Regions from separate parts of the Homo sapiens genome. Here region 1 is linked to region 2. The links are chromatin loops, found by intact Hi-C in ENCODE. Cell type or tissue: HepG2. All regions are shown on one strand. Links, peaks and the distances in the headings refer to the core of each region. The heading gives the core; the rest is flanking DNA. Region 1 has its middle 5.9 kb from the start of FANCA. Region 2 has its middle 4.0 kb from the start of SPATA2L.

The links. Peaks named below come from ENCODE experiments on the same cell type or tissue, not always from the same donor. Only the 100,000 strongest peaks of a DNase experiment are listed, where the experiment ranks them.
Region 1: a loop joins it to region 2, with 2.3 times the contacts of the local background. A loop is called at or near these places in 7 of 110 quality-filtered maps.

Annotation. Positions count from the first base shown.
Region 1 is chr16:89,821,108-89,823,909 of GRCh38, forward strand. No RefSeq gene overlaps it. Among named protein-coding and RNA genes, the nearest start is that of FANCA, 5.9 kb to the left of the region's middle. RefSeq lists an enhancer at 1,086-1,255. In HepG2, for the core only: no CTCF peak of the experiment used is centred there; DNase peaks (open chromatin) are centred at 614, 1,564 and 2,145; H3K4me3 peaks cover 1,745 bases.
Region 2 is chr16:89,704,312-89,707,113 of GRCh38, forward strand. No RefSeq gene overlaps it. Among named protein-coding and RNA genes, the nearest start is that of SPATA2L, 4.0 kb to the left of the region's middle. RefSeq lists enhancers at 1,919-2,098, 2,076-2,576. In HepG2, for the core only: a CTCF peak has its summit at 1,808; a DNase peak (open chromatin) is centred at 1,810.

The DNA.
Region 1 (2,802 bases), core at 115-2,614, 120 kb after region 2:
GCCTCTGCCTTGTCACTGAGCAGTGTGGGGAGAATTATGCCCATGAGTTGTGAGGAACTTCTGCATTCTTTTTTTTTTTTTTTTTTAAGATGGAGTCTCACTCTGTTGCCCAGGCTGGACTGCAGTGGCATGATCTTGGCTCACTGCAACCACTGCCTTCCAGGTTCAAGCGATTCTCCCGCCTCAGCCTCCCGAGTAGCTGGGATTACAGGTGCCTGCCACCACGCCTGTCTAATTTTTGTATTTTTAGTAGAGACAGGGTTTTGCCATGTTGGCCAGGCTGGTCTCAAACTCCTGACCTCAGGTGATCCGCCCGCCTCGGCCTCCCAAAGTGCTGGGATTACAGGCGTGCGCCACCGCGCCTGGCCTTTTTTTTTTTTGAGACAGGGTCTCACTCTGCCACTAAGGCTAGAGTGGCGCAATCTCGTCTCACTACAACCTCCGCCTCCGCCTCCCAGGCTCTTGGTCCTCCTACCTCAGCCTCCCAAAGTGCTGGGACGACAGGTGTGAGGCGCCACGTCCAGCCTAGTTCTCTCATCTTACAACGTTCAGGCCCCTGGGCGGGCACTGGAGGTGCTTTCACCATCTGAGACGATGTTTGCTGTCACGTGGGGAGGAGCTTGTCAACCCCATGTTCACACAGGAACTAGTGTCTAAGTGACACATCTCAGCATGTCCCATTCTTGTTTTTTTTTTTTTTGAGGCACAGAGTTTCGCTCTTGTCACCCAGCCTGGAGTGCAATGGCGAGATCATGGCTCACCGCAACCTCCACCTCCCGGGTTCAAGAGATTCTCCTGTCTCAGCTTCCCGAGCAGCTGGGATTATAGCCCTGCGCCACCATGCCTGACTAATTTTGTATTTTTAGTAGAGACAGGGTTTCTCCATGTTGGTCAGGCTGGTCTCAGACTCCCAACCCCCAACCTCAGGTGATCTACCCGCCTCAACCTCCCCAAGTGCTGGGATTACAGGTGTGAGCCACCACGCCCAGCCAGGACCCATTCATTTTTAACCACCTTGCTTTATCTGTTCAAAAGAGAAACAAATTCAGCATGTGTAAATAACTCTGACCACCCTCAATAGGAAGCAGACAGGGCCTTGAGTATTTCTCTCATCTCCTGACTCAGAATCGCAGCGTGTGTCTCTCTTCACCATACCGCACGGGTCCTGCTCGCTGACCCAGCCCGCCTGCTGTCCAGGGCTTCCTCTGTCTCTGCTCTGGGACCTCCCCATGGCCACGCATTCCGCCGCATGGTCTGGATCCCTCGCGGTGTCTGGGTTCAGCCATGCTCAGCCTCTGTGTCGGTCACCAGCCTAGAAACCCTGGAGCACCCCGGGCCGGAACCCTTCCCTCAGATCTGTCGTGAGTTCCCTTTCAGAGATCAAGCCCAGCCTGGCTCAGTCTTGCACCCCTTGGGATCCACGGCCTGTATAGTTACCCTAAAATAAACACAACACAAAACCAGGGCTCTCAAATGTCTGCTTTTCCTCCTGGGCCCCTGAGCTCTGACCCTGCCTGGCTGCACAGACTGTGACAAAGAGAGTATTCAGGGGCCTCGGGGGTGCAGGAGGCCAGGCTGCTCACCAGTACAGTGTGCACATAATCCCTTGGGAGGAGCCAACCTTGTTTTTGAGTCTGAAATGGAATGAGTAAGGCGTGGCCAAAGAAACCTCTGCACTCCACTGGCCCCAGGTGAAGTGGCTCTGCCTGAGTCCAGATGGTGGAGGAGGCCTTTGACCTGAAGTTGACTTTGTGTCTGACTTGCTCTGACTTCTGTCCCAAGGCACTCAGGGTTCTTGCTATGCCACCTTGTACCCTGGGGCCCTGCACTCCTCTCCTGAAATGAAGAACCCTGGAATTCTCTGTGTAATTAGAGCCACAGAACACCTGGGGAACCAGCGCCAACTTACCTTCTCAGCCTCCAGGAACCTACAGTTGAGATCTTCTAGGCTCTGTCTGTAAAGATGCTGAGAGGTATAATTCCTAGAGCTTTTTAATCTGTGGCCAACTGCAGTCATGAGCCACACAGCCCCTCTGAGTGCACTGCCATGGTGTGGAGAAGATTTACAGCCCCTCAAAGGGCTCCGTCTGATATTATTCAAAGCACCAAACACAGAGCATGGGCAAAAGCAAACATGACCAGTGGGTTCCTGATTGATGTCGGCACCTGGAGCCCTTCCCCACCTGCTGTGCTGGTCTTTGTTTCCTTGTGTATCGTTGCTCTGCCTGTAAGAACAGAGGGGCAGGCACCTACCTGGGGTTGCCCTGCTCTTTCCCCAGGCATGAGAAATCAGTGCCTGGTAAATTGGCATGAATGAGCAGCTGGTACCATGAGATAAACATTTTGGGGGTGTTTCTGTTAATGTGATAACTTGATAAAGTGATTGTCCAGCCCCAAGCACTGCTGGATTCATCATCATACTAAATGTCTCTAGTTTGTCCCCAAGCGGAGCAGCCCAGTTACTGATAATTTCCCTCTCCCAGGATTTCCTAATCTACTGGAAATGAAGGACAAGGAGCATGTTTTTAGATGCAGGCAATCCATAACTGTAGAAATGGCCTTGATCTAAAGCAAGCTTGTCCAACCCGCGGCCTGTGGGCTGCATGCGGCCCAGGAAAGCTTTGAATGCAGCCCAACACAAATTCTTAAACTTTCTTAAAACATTGTGAGATTTATGCACAGAGCTATTGTTAGTGTATTTTACGTGTGGCTCAAGACAATTCGTCTTCCAGTGTGGTCCAGGGAAGCCAAAAGATTGGACACCCCTGCTCTAAAGCTTTCCAAGCTGACTTAATGACTGAC
Region 2 (2,802 bases), core at 277-2,776:
AGAAACTTAGATATGAACGCACAGGAGAGAAGACCGCTTAAAGACGGAGGCAGAGTGGAACGAGGGTGCCGTGAGCGAAGGTAACACAGCTGTGTTAGAGCCACCAGAAACTGGAGGCAAACAGAATTCTACCCTAAAGCCTCCAGAGGGAGTCAGCCCTGCTGACAGCTTGATTTTGACTTCAGGCCTGCAAGATGGTGAGAGAGAACATTTCTGTTGCTGTAAGCCACCCATTTTGTGGTCGTTTTGGCAGCCCCTGGCAACACATCCAGTCCTCACGTCGTCGTTCCGACAGCCCTGAATGAGGTCCCAGCCGACAGCTGGCACCAACCATAGACAGCAGACAGCTCTTCGGATGAATCCAACCCCTGGTCATTGGGTTACCACCTAGAAACAGCCTCCCATGATGCTGAGGAGCCATCTGGCTGATTTTTGTACTTTTTGTATTTTCAGCAGAGACAGGGCTTCACTATGTTGGCCAGGCTGGTCTCAAACTCCTGACCTCAGGTGATCCACCTACCTCGGCCTCCCACAGTGCTGGGATTGCAGGCGTGAGCCACGGTGCCCAGCCTAATTTTTAACTTTTTAGTAGAGAGGGGGGCCTTACTATGTTGCCCAGGCTGGTCTCAAACTCCTGGGCTCAAGTGATCCCCCCGCCTCAGCCTTCCGAAGTGCTGGGATTCCAGGTGTGAACCACCATGCCTGGCGTCTTGAGTATTTAAGCCCCTGAGTTGGGGTAGTTTGTTAGGCAGCGGTGGCTACGTGGGCTGTACACATTCACGGCTCCCTCCCTTCCTGCCCGGGGATGGACACTCCATGAGCTGCCGTGTGGATTCTCCGTCCTTCCCTGCCCTCCCGGGACAGACACTCCATTGCCTCCACTGCATATACATCCTCTAAAACCGGCAGCAGCCTTGCCAGGTCGGAGGTTCCGTCCACACTTACCTGGACTCCAGGACTGCACCTGGTCCCCTGGGGCCACTGCCGTGTCCACCCCACAGTGTGCGTGAGCTCCCTCCCCCTCCTGTACTCAGCATCGTCCAGCTTCCTCATCTTCTCCGGTCCAATGGATATAAGGTTACATCTTGTTTACTTTTCATTTGATTTTTGTTATGATTTGGACACTGCTTATGCAGAATAGTTTTATTTTTATTTTTTTTTAGATGGAGTCTCGCTCTGTGCTCAGGCTGGAGTACAATGGCGTGATCTCGGCTCACTGCAGCCTCTGCCTCTCAGGTTCAAACAATTCTCCGGCCTCAGCCTCCTGAGTAACTGGGACTACCGCCACCACGCTCAGCTAATTTATGTATTTTTAGTAGAGACGGGGTTTCGCCATGTTGGCCGGGCTGGTCTCGAACTCCTGACCTCAAAAGAGCCGTCCGCCTCGGCTTCCCAAACCGCTGGGGTTACAGGCATGAGCCACTGCGCCCAGCCATTACTTTTTATTTTATTTTTATTTTTTGAGACGGAGTTTCTCTCTGTCGTCCAGGCTGGAGTGCAGTGGCACGATCTCAGCTCACTGCAACCTCTGCCTCTCAGGTTCACGCCATTCTCCCGCCTCAGCCTCCCGAGTAGCTGGGACTACAGGTGCGGGCCACCACGCCCGGCTGATTTTTTGTATTTTTAGTAGAGACGGGGTTTCACCGTGTTAGCCAGGATGGTCTTGATCTCCTGACCTCGTGATCCGCCCACCTCGGCCTCCCAAAGTGCTGGGATTACAGGCGTGAGCCACCGCGCCCGGCCATTTGTAGGATTTCTAAAAGGAAGCTGCTATTATTCATTCCTGTCTTATGGGGGAGCTGCAGGCTCAGCGAGGGCAAAGCTGCACAGCAAACAGCAGCACTTGAACATGTCTGCCGGGTCTCAGCGCCAGGGATACAGCTGAGCCAGGACGTTCCCGGCCCCCACAGTGTGCAGGCTGCAGGTGTGGCCCCGATGCCAAGCCAGCAGGGGCTCCCACGCCAGGATTTGTTCAAGACACAGCTCATCTCCACCATTCTATGAAGCGGACTTTAAAATCCCATCTTCTAGACACCAACGCTGAGGCCGGAGCAGCCCAAGCTCCAAGGCACCGTGGCCAGCTGGGGTTCGTATCGAGGGCTGGGGCAGATGCTCCAGCTCTGCCCCACCCAGAGAGACACTTCTGTCTCCCTATGGGGTCCTTGGCGGGTAAACCAGCCCCTGCTCAGGGTGCAAGCACAGAGCATCCCACCGAGGTCCACAGCTACTGCTTTTAAGACTGTTTCCCTGAGAACAGCAACACTGCCCCCCAGCCAGCTCCTGGTAGCATCTAGGGTTGGGACCTCCCACCCCACCAGCCCTGCCACCTGCCTCCTCATGGCATCTCAAGGTGCCAGGGGTGCCTTTCTTGCAGAAGAGCCCTCCATCCTGATCTGCCCACACCGCCCTGGCAGATGCTGTCCACGCCCGGCAGCCTTCTGTGCACCTCAGAGCATGTGTGTGTCGCCATGCACAGAACGATGATTCCTGAGACCCTCGGGTGACTGCTCTGGGCTCAGGTCCCCAGTGATGACCTGGACCCCAGCCTCACCCCACCCTTCCCACCCACTGATGCCCTGCAGAGCTCTCCTGTCCAAGAGGGTGAAGCCCACACCTGCCTGGCCAGGCACAGCCCCAAGAGGACCCTGCTTCTATGCAGAGGGTCTCGGAGGCTGGCAGATGTTCAAGAGGTTGGGCCAGGCTTGGTTTGGGGCTGGGCTGTGGCTCGTCCCCCACATCCTCAGCGGCCTCTGCCATGGGCAGCAGGGGTGGTTGTGCTGCCTGGCCAGTGGGGTGGGGATT